Linked DNA regions of Homo sapiens: region 1 is linked to region 2. A link is an interaction called in ENCODE POLR2A ChIA-PET data of the cell type or tissue named here. Cell type or tissue: endothelial cell of umbilical vein. All regions are shown on one strand. Links, peaks and the distances in the headings refer to the core of each region. The heading gives the core; the rest is flanking DNA.

Region 1 (5,000 bases), core at 1-5,000, 1.8 Mb after region 2:
CTTACTTACGGAACATCAGATTTGAGCACCTGTAGAAGATAATAAAATCTCTGATATATTCTCTTTGAAAATAATTGAGGAAATAATATTTTCTAACTTCAGAATTTTAAAGAGAAAGCAAACGTATCAATCTGGGCAAGGCTTCAAAGAGGCCATGATATGTGCCTTGAGAAATCCCTTGGCCATCACCAAGGGGCTATTCTGTCTCTTGGAGCGGCTCTGCAGAATAATTTTACCGTATAATCTGTGACTGTTTTCATTCCGATATCATTCACATAGAGTCTTAGATGACAATTTCTCTTTTTCTAGGGAAAAATTTAGTACTATTTTATGCATAATGTAAGTTGTGTTATTACCAGATTTTTAAAGGAAATAGGTTTTTGAAACCCTTAGTTTCATTTTATTCTTGAGTTCTGATAAGTTGTATACATTTGTTAATTAAACATGACCATGAAACATAGCAATAAAATCTGAAGAATGGAAAGAAAGATGGAGTTACTTTATAATTTTGTTTCTAATATTTTGTAAAATCATTTAAATATAAGATGGACTGTATTCAATTTCAAGTTTTTATTTTGGAAATGCACAAATCGTATAAAATATTAGGACTTTGGATCCAGGTCCCACTAATATTGTGAGTTTCCTCATTATGAAATGGGAAATACTACCTTTTCTGCAGAACTATTGAGAGGATGAGATGAAATAAATATGTGATAAATAGTATTGTGTAGCTATTACAGCAGGCTCTCAGTAAAGGTTAGTTATCCTTTCTTCTCTACCACAATTACTGCTTCCTTTTGTTTTAAAAAATTCAGGTTCCTTCTTCAATCTGAAAAACAGCATGAGAAACATTTTTCATTATTGCATAAGGAAACCAAAAAAAGAAAAATACAAATTCTGTTTAAAAAATAATTCACCTAGAACAATATTCTGTACCTATAATTTACATAGAAATATAAATATATAAAGGAGATGTGCAAAATGAGATGGATTTAGGTTCTTGTATTATGACTGAGTTCAGGAAGTGGTCAAAAAATTAAAAAGACATTTTTTGTAAAGAACAATACTGCTCTTTGCTAACAGAGTAATGAAAAGATAAACTCACTGAGGAATAAAATCATAATCATTATGGTGTTAAAATAGATGATGTATATTTTTATTAAGAAAAGTACAAACTAAATTGTTGTTTACAATTATTTTCAAACATACCTCTAATATACCAGTGGTTAGGATAGTATTTTAAGGTAGTTAAGATAAAATATTATCTCTCATTTAAATTGCTTAAACCCCCTTCACTAGGACCTTAAATGCCCCAGTAGGACATCTTAGCATAACTAGATGTTTTCCATCTTTTAATTACTATGACTAATTTTTTACAGCTGAGTTACAAAACCTTGAAAATAATGAATATGGTGACACATTCTTAATTATAATGGTGCAAACAGCACCACTCTGATACAGTGTGAGGCTTACATTGAAAAGGAATTTCCCTGGAATTGAAGCTCCTCTGATTGCTTTCCACATCACGTTTTAAACAAACACTGTGATGCTTTAGCCATGACTTGGTTGCCTAGGATACACAGTTAATGTAGCCCTAAGATGCTGCTACTAGTTAGGCTTTGAGGCCGTGTCTGTAAGTGCTGCACATAGCTGCTTTTAATACATTAGAAACATTTATGTAACAGGGACACTTTGCGGCTGGGTTCGGGGTGGGTAGTTGCAGTTTCATTCATGAGATAACCAGCTGTATATTTCAGTAGTTACAGTGAAAATAGTTATTTTTATTTTAGTTTAGGTTAGTTTTTCTGTGAAAGAGGCAAAAAGTGACGGTTTTTTAAACAAATGCAAAATTGATTCAGTGACCTAATTCTAAGACACATTCTCAAAGAATTAAATTTTCATTGTTGAAGAACTGGAAAAGGTAACTAGCTAAATTACAGTGAGTCATTTCTACAAGCCTCTTCATTTGATAGTGACTTTTATTAGTAGATGTTTATTTAGTCTGTGTGGTAAAACATATCAGTTTATTTTTATTAAGATATTTGAAAGTTTCATGTATTATAAAATTATTATGATAATAAAAATAAACATTAGCAAGATAATGTTTGTAACAGTAGTTAATGAGAGTATTGGTGATGAACCACAGAAATATATACAAATATGGTATGTACAGATTATACCTTTTATATCAAAAATTATCTTTCAATTTTTATAACAGTACATTTTTAATGTTTTTGGTTTAAATACGAGATGGAAATATAAAGCTGGTTATACATTTTAGCAAAACAACTTAAATCTGGTTTTAAAAATCAGTAGTCTTCTTGCTTCATTCCTATGAAAACTTGAATTGTCTTCTTGGCTGATTGGAGTTGTTGAGTGAGTGGGAAGATCCAATTTGAACCAGCAGGTGGTGCTTGAGTTATAAATGCATTTAGAATAGATATTTTTTTGAAAATCTTGCAAAACTTTCAGGAATGGTTGTTCTTATTTTCTATTTTATAGGGGTAATTACATTTTAGAAGGAAAATCTCATTTAGAGCTTCTGAATTATCACTGGAATTGATAAGCTTAATGCCTTTTCATTCCTTCTCTCTTTCCCTTTCCCTTTTCTCTAATCATTGTTCCCTTTTCTGCAGTAGCTTTCAGCAGCTGTACTGTCAGGGAGGAAGGATACACTCTTTTCTCCACAACAGAGGGCCTGGGTGGTGAAAGTGGAAGATACTGTTCCAGGAGAGCTTCAGGCATATTGCCTGCAAGTGTACCACTTTTTCTCCTGGGTAAGATTCAAGGAGGTTCCTAACTTCACCTTGAAATCTTGGTGCATGTTTATGACACCACTTTTCAAGTTCACTCTTCTGTATATAAACCATTTTTGCTGTGTATTAGAATGCAGCTCTCTTAATAGTGACTAATTTATTCAGTCTTCAAAAATGCATATGGTCCCAAAGGTAATAAAATTATGGCCTTTGACATTTGTCACGGGGGAGGAACACTGTTTGTGTAAAAATTCCTGCAAAAAAGCATTGTCCATACCACCAAATTCAACAAGAAAATAAAAACATTGTTTGATGGATAGTGCATTTTCAGTTTAGATGTACTAAATCTAGTGAATGAGCATAAAACCTAAATGACTAGGTTTTATGTCATTTGACATATCAAATGACAAAAGATATAATATTACCGGTTATCTAGTGTTACTTCTTTCTGTGAGCACATCAAGTAGACTTTGCGGTTATATTTTAATTATTAAATACTAAAGCTAATGAAAGTCCTGGATGTCTGCTATTCCTGCAGAAATAATCAGAAAGCATCTTATAATTACATTTTTTCATTTTAGGAAATTCCTTTATTGGTTTTGTTAATAACATTTGGTTTTATAATATTGATGGCTTTAGAATTATGATCATGTTAAGGCCTTAGAGCCTAATTTATTTGGCTGATCACATTTCTGACATTTTAGTTCAAGATAATAAACACTGTATATTCCTAAAGTGACATGCATGTTGTGTTTTCAGTCTATTGAGAATTATATCAGATAATTAGATTCTGTGGATAATTCTATTTTTTTTTTTTTTTTTTTTTTTTTTTTTTTTAGAAACAGGGTTTCACCCTGTGGCCCAGGCTGAAGTGCAGTGGCTCAATCATAGCTCATTGTAGCCTCAAACCCCTGGGCTCAAGTCGTTCTCCTGCCTCAGTCTCTCAAGTGGCTGGGACTACAGGAGTGTGCCACCACAGCCACCTAATTTTTTATTTTTTATTTTTTGTAGAGATGAGGTTTCACTATGTTGTCTAGGCTAGTCTTGAACTCCTGGCCTCAAGCAAATCCTCCTGCTTCTGCCTTCCAAAGTGCTAGGATTATGGGCATGAGTCACTGCACCTGGCCTTATTAATTCACTAGTAACAAGCAATCTGAATAAATCACATTTTTCCCCTTAAGAAACTCTTTTTCTTCTATTTTTCCTCAGTAGGAATTTTCCCTGACAAAGTTAATATCTTCAACAAATTATTGCAATTGCTTTTTTCTGAACTCTGACTCAAAGTGATCAGGACAATTGGTATTAGCAACGGCAGAATAAAGAGCATGGAATAATGGATCTTTTCTTAGATTATGTACAGGTCTCCATCTTTATGACTAATGTGGCACAACATTCTTCTCTGCAAAGGTTTTTCTTTTTCCTTTAAGAATTAAACTTAATGCAGTATTTGTCAGTTATAAATCCAGCTATGCAAATAAGGGTCCACTAGGACTCTGAAGAAGGGAATGAACTTCAGTTGCCCTTATGAGCTCTATTAATTTGCATGTCCATAGTAATATTCCAGTTTCCAGGTTCCTGTAACTATGTATGGGCATAAGATACAAAAAGTAAGATGATTCACTCAAATTCCAACTACTGTTTTAAAAAGTAACAACCAAAATGCAAAGTTCTAGCAATATTTAGTCCAAAAAGTGAATATTTTGTTGTTTTAATACGTGGGAGTTTATTTTCATTCCTTTTCTCCCTTGCACATGGAACTACTGAAACACTTTTATTTTTTCCCAGTACATCTTTGGCCACTTGAATTTATAGAGAAGAGAAGAGCAATGTAAAATACTAATGAAGCAATTCTTTCTCACATTTCAGACTGCTGCAAATCAAACTCAAAGGATTAGGAAAAAGACCCTTCTTACAAGTTTATAAGACTAAAATTTCTTACTGGTTCATGAAATACATTTAACTTCTCATTCTTCTGCAACATAGAAAGCTGTTGTCAGCTGGCTGATTTCTTGCATACCAGGCCAACTCTTCTGTCTCAAATCTGCATAGAGATAAGTTTGGAGAGGAGCAGAGTCCCTTTGGGGATGAAATTTGCTTTTGCTATTTTTGTTATTCCTTTTTCACAGGAGGCTGTGTAATAATTTTCTGCCTAGGGTCTTGAAATAACATTAAAGATTGACAATTTGGTTAGACTTGTCACTCTTAGGGCCAAAGTTGACTCATATTGCACAAGGGACTGGTGAC
Region 2 (10,772 bases), core at 3,523-8,522:
AGACTCAGAGAGAGGGCCTTGGAGGCTTTCCTATGAGGAAAGGGCAACGATTTAAGTCCATCAAAGTTGACATCTAGTTTCCCATTGGAACTTAATCTGTACATTTCCTAAAACAAAGAAAACATACTAGTGTGCCCATGATCCTATGCAGTTGAACTTGGGGCTGAGATCTATATTGTTCACAAATTGACTAAGATATTACAATCGTCTCTCATCTTACAATACTTTGAAATATTGAGTGACTTTTTTCCTATCTCAGGACATCTCCAAGAATAGACTTGTCCCACTAATTAGAGTTGGATTCCTGACATGAAATCTGTTACCTTTGCTTCCTTCTATTCAGGGTTGTCTACTGCCTCTGACTTGTCATCTATAGTCACACAGAGAAAGACAACTCTGCTTAATAATTTGAGATCTCTCTGTCTCAGTCTTTTTCCCCACTTAGGTAAAATTTACATACAGAAATGCACACATCCTAAGTATACAATTTAATGAATTTTGATCAATGTACACACCTAAATATTCATCACTCCAATCATGATATAAACTTTTTTTTTTCTCAGATGGAGTCTTTCTTTGTCTCCCAGTCTGGGGTGCAGTGGCACGATCTAGTGGCACGATCACTGCAACCTCTGCCTCCTGGGTTCAAGTGATTCTCCTACCTCAGCCTTCCAAGTAGCTGGGACTACAAGCATGTACCACCATGCCCAGCTAATTTTTGTATTTTTAGTAGAGATAGGGTTTCACCATGTTGGCCAGGCTGGTCTTGAACTCTTGACCTCAGATCACCTCAAGTGATCTGCCCACCTCAGCCTCCCTCCCAAAGGGCTGGGATTACAGGTGTGAGCCACTGCACCCAGCCATGATAAAAACATTCTATCTATCAACCGAGAAAGTTCTCTGTGCCCCTTCCAGTCACTTTCCACCTCTCACAGGCAATCACTGTTCTAAACCTGTTCTCTGAATTTTGCCTCTGGTTTTTCTGGCTCAACATACAGTTTTTGGGATTTAGCCATCTTGTTCTTTGGATCAATGGTTCATTCCTTTTTATTGCTAAATACTTATCCAGTGTATAACATACCACAATTTGCATATCCATTCCATTGTTGATGGATACCTTTCCAGCTTAGAAGTAGTATGAATAATGCTCTGTAAACATTCTTATATAAATCTGTGTGTGAACATAAGTTTTTATTTCTTTTAGGTAAATATCTAGAAGATAACCTGCTGGATCATGAGGTAAGTGAATATTTAACTTTTTTTTTCTCAACATTTTGTTATGAAATTTTTCAAACATACAGAAAAAAAGAAAGGAACTGTACAATGGACAATTATTGTCCCAATACCCACCACCTAAATTCTACAAGTAGCATTTTGCTAATTTACTTTATCGTGTATCCATTCTCTCATTCATCCATCAACCCATCTTATTTTTTAATGCATTCCAAAGTAAGTTGTACCCATCAGTACACTTTACCCTTCAACACGCATATTACTGGCTGGGCACAGTTGCTCACGCCTTTAATCACAACATTTTGGGAGGTCGAGGCAGGTGGATCACTTGAGCTCAGGAATTTGAGACCAGCCTGGGCAACATGGCAAAACCTTGTCTCTACAAAAAATATAAAAATTAGCCAGGTGTGGTGGCACATGCCTGTAATCCCAGCTACTCGGGAGGCTGAGGTGGGAGGATGGCTTGAGCCTAGGGGGCAGAGATTGCAGTGAGCTGAAATCTCACTATTGTACTCCAACTTGGATGACAGAGTGAGACACTGTCAAAAAAAAAAAAAGCATATTACTAATGACAGCTCAATATTTGTTTACAGATTTTTTAGGTAAATATATATATTTGTTCATGTTGTTGTTAGGTTGTATGAATTCTTTATATATTCTGTCAGACATAAGTATTTAAATATTTTCTCCCATTCTGTGGCTTGCCTTTTCATTTTCTTAACAATGTCTTTTGATGAGCAGAAATTTTCATTTTGATGAAGTCCAATTTACTAATTTTTAATGGTTAATATTTTCTCTGTTTTATCTAAGAAACTGTTGCCAATTCCAAGATCACAAAGATATTTTTCATTTTCTTTTGGAGGCATTATATTTTTAGCCTTTACATTGAGTACACAGATTTTAAAAGCATTTTTTAAATTTATTTTTATTTTTTCCAGATTTTTTTAGGATATAATTGACAAGTAAAAAATGAATATATTTAAGGTGCACAATGCGATGTTTTGGTATACGTGGACATTGTGAAGTGGTTGCAACAATTAAGTTAAATAACATATCTGTCACCTCACATAGTTACCTTTGTGTGTGTGTGTGTGTGTTTGATGAGCATAAAATCTATCTGGCAGCAAAGGCATTTTCTAAAGTCCAGAAAATGCCACTAATATATGCATTAATAATATACAAAAAACCAGTAACTAACTTTATTATGTTAACTTATCTTTTCTTTTCTCTGTTGAACTATTTATTTACATACCTAAACTCTACTCAAACTGCTGTTGTAAAAAACAAGGAGGAATTAGTTTCTCTTCATCTCTAACACCAGAAGAAGATCCATTTTGTAGTCTTATTGCTCTGTTGAATGACTGTCTCCTGGTTTGTGGGCAGACTGGAAGCAGGAGTTCTCTCTGTTTTGGCCACAGTACCCAGGGATACATGCAGCGTACTCAGATACAGGATTGGTTAAGGCAGAGTGCTGAAAAGGTGTTGCTTGACTAGTCTGCCTACTTTGCATACGAGAATTTGGACTAAAATTGTCACTCTAAGTCTCCTGGATCAGCTATGAATCCTTAACAATAGTATCTCAAAATTCAGAACCTTATGAAGCTTTATTAATGATGACAGTACACTATGGAATGTGTTTGGTAAACAGAGAGGGAGAAATCACATTAAAATAGACAATATGTTTCTTCACCAAGGTCTCTAGCTTTCTTCACTGAGGAACTGTGAAAGGTTTTCACCAGTCACCAGTCTAAGGGAACTCCTCTCTTTCTCTCTCTCTCTCAGATTTTTCCCCCGTTTCCATCGTTCCATTGTCTATTGAACCTTTTCTCAGAATCCTGCACTAGTTAGTTAGTGCAGGAACAATTACTTCCTTGTGTTCAGTCATTTAACACCAACTGCGGAGAGAGCTCCGGCTCTCTGTGTGCAGGTGCTCAAAGCTCAGGGCTTTTGCTTTTTTTTTTTTGACTCTTCACCAAACCTCTTTTCCATAACTCTAGCTACTCTCGTTATTAATTTTACAGAGCAAAAGGAGACTCCTTGTTGTCTCCAGCACACTCCATACAATTCCTGCCATAGCAGCTTGGTTCTTGACCTATCCTGTAGGCTTCTTTAAGCTATGGCAGTGGGAAGAATTACGTACCTCACTTTAGCCTTTTGTTTTGTTTTGTTTTGTTTTTTTGTAGAGATGAGCTCTCGCTTTATAACCCGGGCTGGTCTTGAACTTCTGGCCTCAAGCAAGCATCCTGTCTCAGCCTCCCAAAGTGCTGACATTACAGGCATGAGCCACTCACTTTGGCCTTTGATAGAAGAAAACAGCTTCTAGATAGTCCAGATTTAACGTGAATTGAGAGAGCTGTGGGACTTTGTATTTTCTGGAGTGTCACTTTTCTTGCCTTCTTGATTCCTGAAGCTTTGCCTGTTGCTGTATTCCAGTTCAGTCCCTTAGTACACAGCTTGCATAGGCTACTATGATTTGCCTAAAATCAGAAAATACTTACATTTAAAATGTATATACATGCTTTTAAGAAATGCATTCTCAGTATGTTAAATAATCAGATGAACTAAAATGTTTACTTTTTAAACTGTTGTTTTGGCTTCTTACCACGTTGAAATGCTTATCATTTTAATTTATGCAAGTTAGTAACTCTCACTCCACAACCAGCTTACTCTAAAAATATGAACATTATACCAAAGTCAGTAAATGCAATAGTTTTTTTTTTTTTTGCATGAGAATTCTTGGAAAAACATTTTAATCACCTAAAATATCATTAATTTAAAACTAATTAGACTAAATAAGATTTGGCAAATTTCTGCCCTTCAGACAAATCGTTCATATTTTTCGTAATTTGTTCGTGCATGTTACCATGGAGACAGTGAAGTCAAAACACACCAGCTAGTGCATTGTTCAGCTCTGGACTTCCTACTATAGATTTGATTAAGTAATCTGGCCTGCTCATTTTGAGAATCTGAGAACATAGCATTGTCTCTTTAGTAAAAGCATGGTCAGCATTCAGACGTAATCAATAAGGCAATAAGAATTAGGTGTTACATGTAATCATTGCCCTTTTTTATGTGATAAAATAAGGAAAAGGTAAATCACTTACTTCAATCAGTTATTTATGTGGTAAATGCAATGCCTCTGATTCATTCCTCAGAGAAGTGGGCTTGATCTTATAAAAGGAATGAAAAAAAAAACTGCTTATTTGGTAAATGAGACAGGTGGCCTTTTTGACTAAAGCACCAAATAAGGCATTTTTGGGACTCATTTCCTTTGCAGATGCATTGAATATTATTCTCCATCTTCCTGCCTTACACAATACTTGGAACAATAGAAAAATGCACCTCTTTTTCAATGAAGCGTACTTGTCGTCTAATGATTTTGTCTTTACAAGCCCCTTTTATGACATGCTGTCTTGTAGAAATGTTACTTTCATCCTACTGGGCTTCGTCTAGAAGGTCAATATGGTTATGGTTTCTACATTCTGTTTCTTTTACTGTGAAAACTGGCAAAAAAAAAAAAAAAAAAAAAAAAAAGGCACTCCTATGCTTTGATTTAATCCACTTCCAGAAGGACAGATGTTATCAGTGGCCAGAAAAGGTAGGTTATGCGTATGTAAGGATCCCCTCCCCACCATTTCATAAGGACACAGAAAGAGAAATGTCTTAGGTGTGTTTTAAAAACAAAAATGAATTGTATGAATCACCGGAGAATAATCAGAAACCGTCCTATTCCAACCTTTATGCATCACCAACAAAACAAAATTGGTCATTTTTAAGAAATCTTCATTTTCTTTGAGTCTAAGCACACCTATGGAATTTTGAAGCTGACCAATAAGAGTGATTTGGCTTCCGAGCAAGGGTTTTATTCAGGAACAGGCAAATCACTCAAGCAGCTGAATAATTCCAGTGACTTGTATAAAAAAAATTCCTGCTGTAGCAAACAATGAAATTATTGCATTGCAAGTACAGAAAAGACTAACTCTTTAGGTTTTCCTACTTGACTCTATATGGAACATATTTCAATAATAGTTTGTTAATGTACTTCTTTCCAATAATTAAAATATGAATATTTAACCATATAATTACATTTCATCTCAGCAGAGAGATTTGCGGGTATAATTTCTACATAATTCTTAAAGTATGGACCAATCTTTGCGATTTCAGAAATGATCTCTCTCTCATAGCATTTAACTTGAAACATATACCAGATGTCTGTGGCATGCATCTAGGCATAGTTAATCTGTAAATACTACTTAGAGGGTGCGCCAATGGACAAAGAGCTATCACTTCAAATCTTACCAAATGGTCTGTTCGGGAGCACAGATACGGAGCAGGCTTCCTCCCCAAAAATGCTGGTTTGTAGGCGGAGCTTGGGGACTGTTTCCCTGCCTTGGGGAAGCCTTGGCCCTCCCCTCCAAGGAAAGCCAGGACAGATGGGCAGTGTATTTGACAAGGAACCCCTGCATCCTCGCTTCAACGCCCTTCTACTCTACTTTAAAAGCAGTACTGTATTTTTTAAGTGTTGTAACTGGCAGCTCTGCCGGCACTGGCTGCAGCTGAACAATCCTCCATTCAAATCAAGCCGCCCAAACCCAGATTCAGTGGAAAGTTGTGATGGAGCACACAGAGGGAGGCCTCTCTGCTCTCCACTGCGCGGAGGGTGAGGGTTATGTCAGGCGCCCCGAAGATTCCAGAGGGAAGAATTCGGCAGAGTTTTTATACAGCATCTATTATACCAGTTTCACAAGGAGGATTTACCAACTGGAAAGAGAAAAGTTTACCTTAGTTGGCTTCCTTTTGCTGGTGCCACCAGGGTCTGAGCCTCCCCAAATCTCCCTCAAGTAGGAGGCTTTAGTCTCTCTTCCTCGCTTGGAGGCCTCTACAACCATGCCAGATTTTGTAGCCCTGACATTTCTAAGTAAACATCAGCATAAAGTGTCCCTTATGAGGGAGCCAGTGCAGGGCTGGAGAGGAGAGATAAAGGAGCGTTTGCAAGCATGGTGAGGCAAGTTGCAGCAAGGCAAGAAGAGAAAGAAGAGTGAAAAGGGGAGAAGAAAAGATAGGTGGAATCTGCTAATGAGTTGAAGGCTTTTTCTTGGGCAAATGGCATCTGCTTAATTTTCTAGGAGCTGATGCATTACCTTCCCTTGATGTAAATTACCTTCTAACAACAACACATACACATACACCCCTCTCTTCATTAGCCCACACAAAGCTCAGTGTAGACCCTATATTAGCTTCCTAAGGCTGTCCTACCAAAAAATCAAAACCTAGGTGGCTTGAAACAAGAGAAGGTTGTTATCTTACAGTTTTGGAGACTAGAAGTGAGAAATCAAGGCATTGGCAAGGCCAGATTCTCTCTAGGGGCCAAGACTTTCTGGCCTCTTCTAGCTCTGGCGTTTCCCAGCATCCCTGGTGCTCCTTGGCCTGTGGATGCGTCGCTCCAATCACATGGCATCTTCTCCGTGTCCTCACCTCATCTTTACTGTGTGTGTGTCTGTCTCTGTGTCCAAATTTCTCCTTTTCATACAGACATCAGTCATATAGGATTAGGACCTATACTAACGACCTCATTTTAACTTGATTATCTCTGTAATGACCCTATTTCCAAATAAGGTCACATTCTGAGGTAACAGAGGGTTAGGACTTCAATGTATCTTTCTTGGGTGATATAATTCAACCCATAACAGACCCCTATTTGGAAAGCACTTCCCACTGCTCTGTGCTTACCTCCTCAAAAGTAGCCCACTGCAACACAGGAAGGAAAAGGAACTTCTCAAGGGAGATGAAGCTCTAGATCGGACTACAGTAGTAGAAAAACAGGATAAGACTAGTTTCTCTAGCCCCCAGAAGTATGTAGAAAAAAGGTATCAGGGAGATATTGATCGCTCATCTGTTGAGGACTCACTATGTACCAGGTCTATGCTGGGTACTTTCATAATCATGAGGTGTCTAAAAGCTGGATCAGACAGTTCCTTTTAAATTTGCCTTTTTTGGCTGAGTGCGGTGCCTCACACCTGTAATCCCAACACTTTGGGAGGCCGAGGTGGGTGGATTACGAGGTCAGGAGTTCGAGACCAGCCTGGTCAACATAGTGAAACCCCATCTCTACTAAAAACACAAAACTTAGCCGGGTGTGGTGGCACGTGCCTACTGTAGTCCCAACTACTCGGGAGGCTGAGGCAGGAAAATCACTTGAACCCGGGAGGCGGAGGTTGCAGTGAGCCGAGACCACATCATTCCACTCTAGCCTGGGTGACAGAGTGAGACTTTGTCTAAAAATAAATAAATAAAATGAAATAAATTTTTTGAAAATTGCCTTTTTCTCAAACCCCTGCTGAAGTCCCTGTGAATAGTCCCTAAGAAATAGCATCACCTAGACCAAATCCTCAATTTTATAGATGAAGAAACTGAGAGTTAGGCTAATTAATCTCTCCAATGATGCACAACTAGTTAGTGTCAGAACTAGGGCTAGAATCCCATTTTATTGATGCCCACTCTGGCAGTTTTTGTTTCAATGTGGCCTGCGTATTTGACTTTCTGACATATTTGCAAAAGGGAAATAAATTGAACTTTGGTTAACCCCTATAAGCAGAGCAAAGAAGAGGGCTGGCAGACCCTGCCTGGAACTCTTCCTTGATTTACACCATTTTCCAGTTATTTTCCGCCAAAACTGGAATAGATTGCACATGAGTAGAGAGTAATCTGTATGTTACGCACCAAAGTAGCTCTGCCCTTACCAGAGCCTGTGCAGAAAATGGGAATTCAGAGAGAAACGGATATAGCCCCTGCCTTCAAGGAGTTCAGAGACTTGTGGAAGATGTGGACATATGAGAAATTAAATTCACTCTATTTTTATTTATTTATTTGAGATGGAGTCTTGCTCTTGTCACCCAGCCTGGAGTGCAATGGTGCAATCTCAGCTCACTGCAGCCTCCGCCTCCTGGGTTCAAGCGATTCTCCTGCCTCAGCCTCCTGAGTAGCTGGGACTACAGATGCCCGCCATACGCCTGGCTAATTTTTGTATTTTTAGTAGAGACAGGGTTTCACCGTGTTAGCCGGGCTGGTCTCAAACTCCTAACCTCAAGTGATCTGCCCGCCTTAGCCTCGCAAAGTACTAGGAGGATTACAGGCATGAGCCACCGCACCTGGCCTAAACTCACTCTAATGGAATACACATCACAATGCAGATTTTAAACAAGCACAGGAGGGATTTAGGGATGGCTGGCAGCTGAATGTGTCTCAAGATTAGTTTACAAGGCACTTACAGTGGAGGGGTCAGTCCAGGAAGGGAGCCTGTGTTGTGTACCCCATGTAACGTGCTGGAAGCCCACAACAGTTTGTAACAGCTACACTGTCAGGTCCTTAGGACAAACGACTCATAAGTATCAAGAAATGAGAGAGATTAGGCTAGAGCCAGTTTCTTAAGAATCTTGTGTGCTAGACTAAGTAATTTAGGCTTTGTCTTATGGGTAATAAAGGCCCAAAGTTGGTTTTAAGGAAAGAGAGTGACAGGAATTGTATTTCTTTTTCATAGGAGATAGAGATTGCATCTGACTGGGACTAAGCAACCCTCGGAAGCACCAAACCTCACCTCCCTTCTCAACACCTGACTCCGGCCTAGGGCCTTCCCACTGAGGTAACTGATGTCAGATGACACCCCCAAAACCCAACCAGGCTCCAGATTACACCCTAGGGCTTCCCAGAAGAGCAGGGCTCCTGAGTGCGAGCTGGAAAACTAGTTTACCTGTGGGAAAATCCAGCTCCAGTACCACAGAGAAAAGCCCCTGACAAATTGCTGAGAGTCAGCAGGAGGGAGGACCTGACATTTCAGAAAACACTTTTCCTCTCTCTTTGTCCTTCCCGGTGTGTGTCGTTAATTGCGAGGCTGTCTCCATAGCAAAGTCCAAAAAGCACCTTGGCATGTGTGTGGGAGTGTTATCTGGCAGAGCTGTGTCAAGCCATAGGTACATTTTGAGTTTGATACCCAAGTAAACTTTCCGTGGTTCATGCCGCCCTCCCCAAAGGTTAAAAGTAATAAGACCGTCTTTGTGCCTTCGCGGTCTGACTTTTCACAGGCTATTATGAAGAGGGTTGGGTGGGGGTAGAATGTATCCATATAATTTGCATGTTAATGTTTGTTCTATAAATATCCACTGAGAAAGGAAAAAACCACACTTCAAAATATGCTTCAAGAGAACATTTCAGTTTTTATGATCCAAGTGCCAAGAAGTAAGAAAAAAAGAAATCAACTCATTTTTCATTAATTTATTACAAGTTTCAGATATCGATAGTTATATTCAGAGTTTCAGTTACAACATCATAATTACATGCTTTTAAAACTCTGAATACAATAAGGAAGTTCAAGAAGAGATTCCTTTAACAGTTTCTATTTCTTCCCTTCCTTCCCTCAACAAACACGTCTCAACCACTTGAGTTAGCTGCAGGCTCACCAGGCCCCAGACTGTGCAGGATTCTAGGGCTGCTCAACATGGAGCACCTCACCTGCAGGAGCCTAAATAAAGTTGGCAAGTGCCCATCAATCCTTTTCATAAGAAAAGCAAAGGGAGGCCGGGTGCAGTGGCTCACGCCTGTAATCCCATCACTTTAGGAGGCCGAGGCAGGCAGATCACGAGGTCAGGAGTTTGAGACCAGCCTGGTCAAAATGGCAAAACACCATCTCTACTAAAAATACAAAAATTAGCCGGGCATGGTGACGGGCGCCTGTAATCCCAGCTACTTGGGAGGCTGAGGCAGGAGAATCTCTTGAACCGGGGAGGCAGAGGTTGCAGTGAGCCGAGATCGTGCCGCTGCACTCCAGGCTGGCCGACAAGAGCAAGACTCTGTCTCAAAAAAAAAAGAAAGAAAGAAAAGAAAGAGAAAGGAAGGAAGGAAGGAAAGAAGAGAAAAGGGAACCATATTGCAGTGACCACATTCATCAGGAATATTCGGGGATCCGTGGATCAGGATATGAAGCTTTTCTCCTAAAGGGGACAACAGAAAATTCGTCTTGAGGAAAATAGTGTGGGGAGTAGGAGTTTGGCTTCTGTCCTCTAAAACTTGCCTGAGAGGGTGGACCTCATGGGCGTTTCCACAGGGTGGCTTATGGGGCTTTGCTGTTACCTGCTGAATCACCCTCCCACATCCTGGCCTGCCTGCCTGTTCCCCGCCGGGAGTGTCTGCCGGTGACCACACTTACTCAGGGAAAGATGAAGTCACCACCTGCATGAGTTTCAGGATGGCCAGAGAATGGCCCCTTCAGATAGACTGGAGCCACCCTGGGGAGGTAGGGAGGCTACCTTTTTCTGTGTACTTAACCTAACCATTTGGGAAAATCCTGAATATGACTTGGAAGTTCTTCACAGCTTTCTTCACAATTTCCATTCCCTTAATGTCTTGTGAAAAGAGAACTTCATGTTTCTCTCTATATTAAACGTGTGTGTGTGTGTGTGTGTGTGTGTGTGTGTGTGTGTGTGTGTTTGCGCACACTGGGGTAGGGGAGTTAACCCCTAAGCTTTAAAAATAACAACAATAAAAAT

What was found. Peaks named below come from ENCODE experiments on the same cell type or tissue, not always from the same donor. Only the 100,000 strongest peaks of a DNase experiment are listed, where the experiment ranks them.
Region 1: POLR2A ChIA-PET joins it to region 2 with 5 read pairs; 1 of 35 experiments calls an interaction of 5 or more read pairs at or near these places.

The regions. Positions count from the first base shown.
Region 1 is chr3:173,730,821-173,735,820 of GRCh38, forward strand. All of the region lies in intron 3 of NLGN1 (neuroligin 1), which reads left to right. LOC105374225 (a long non-coding RNA gene) reads right to left here. Exons shown (of 2, transcript XR_924728.4): 2 at 556-829. Among named protein-coding and RNA genes, the nearest start is that of NLGN1-AS1, 190 kb to the right of the region's middle. In endothelial cell of umbilical vein, for the core only: a CTCF peak has its summit at 2,400 (motif pointing right); a DNase peak (open chromatin) is centred at 2,401; H3K27ac peaks cover 411 bases.
Region 2 is chr3:171,950,717-171,961,488 of GRCh38, forward strand. It overlaps LOC105374217 (a long non-coding RNA gene), which reads left to right. Exons shown (of 4, transcript XR_924718.4): 2 at 1,205-1,239; 3 at 8,771-8,872. Among named protein-coding and RNA genes, the nearest start is that of TMEM212-AS1, 55 kb to the left of the region's middle. RefSeq lists an enhancer at 9,830-10,330. In endothelial cell of umbilical vein, for the core only: no CTCF peak of the experiment used is centred there; a DNase peak (open chromatin) is centred at 4,235; H3K27ac peaks cover 1,127 bases.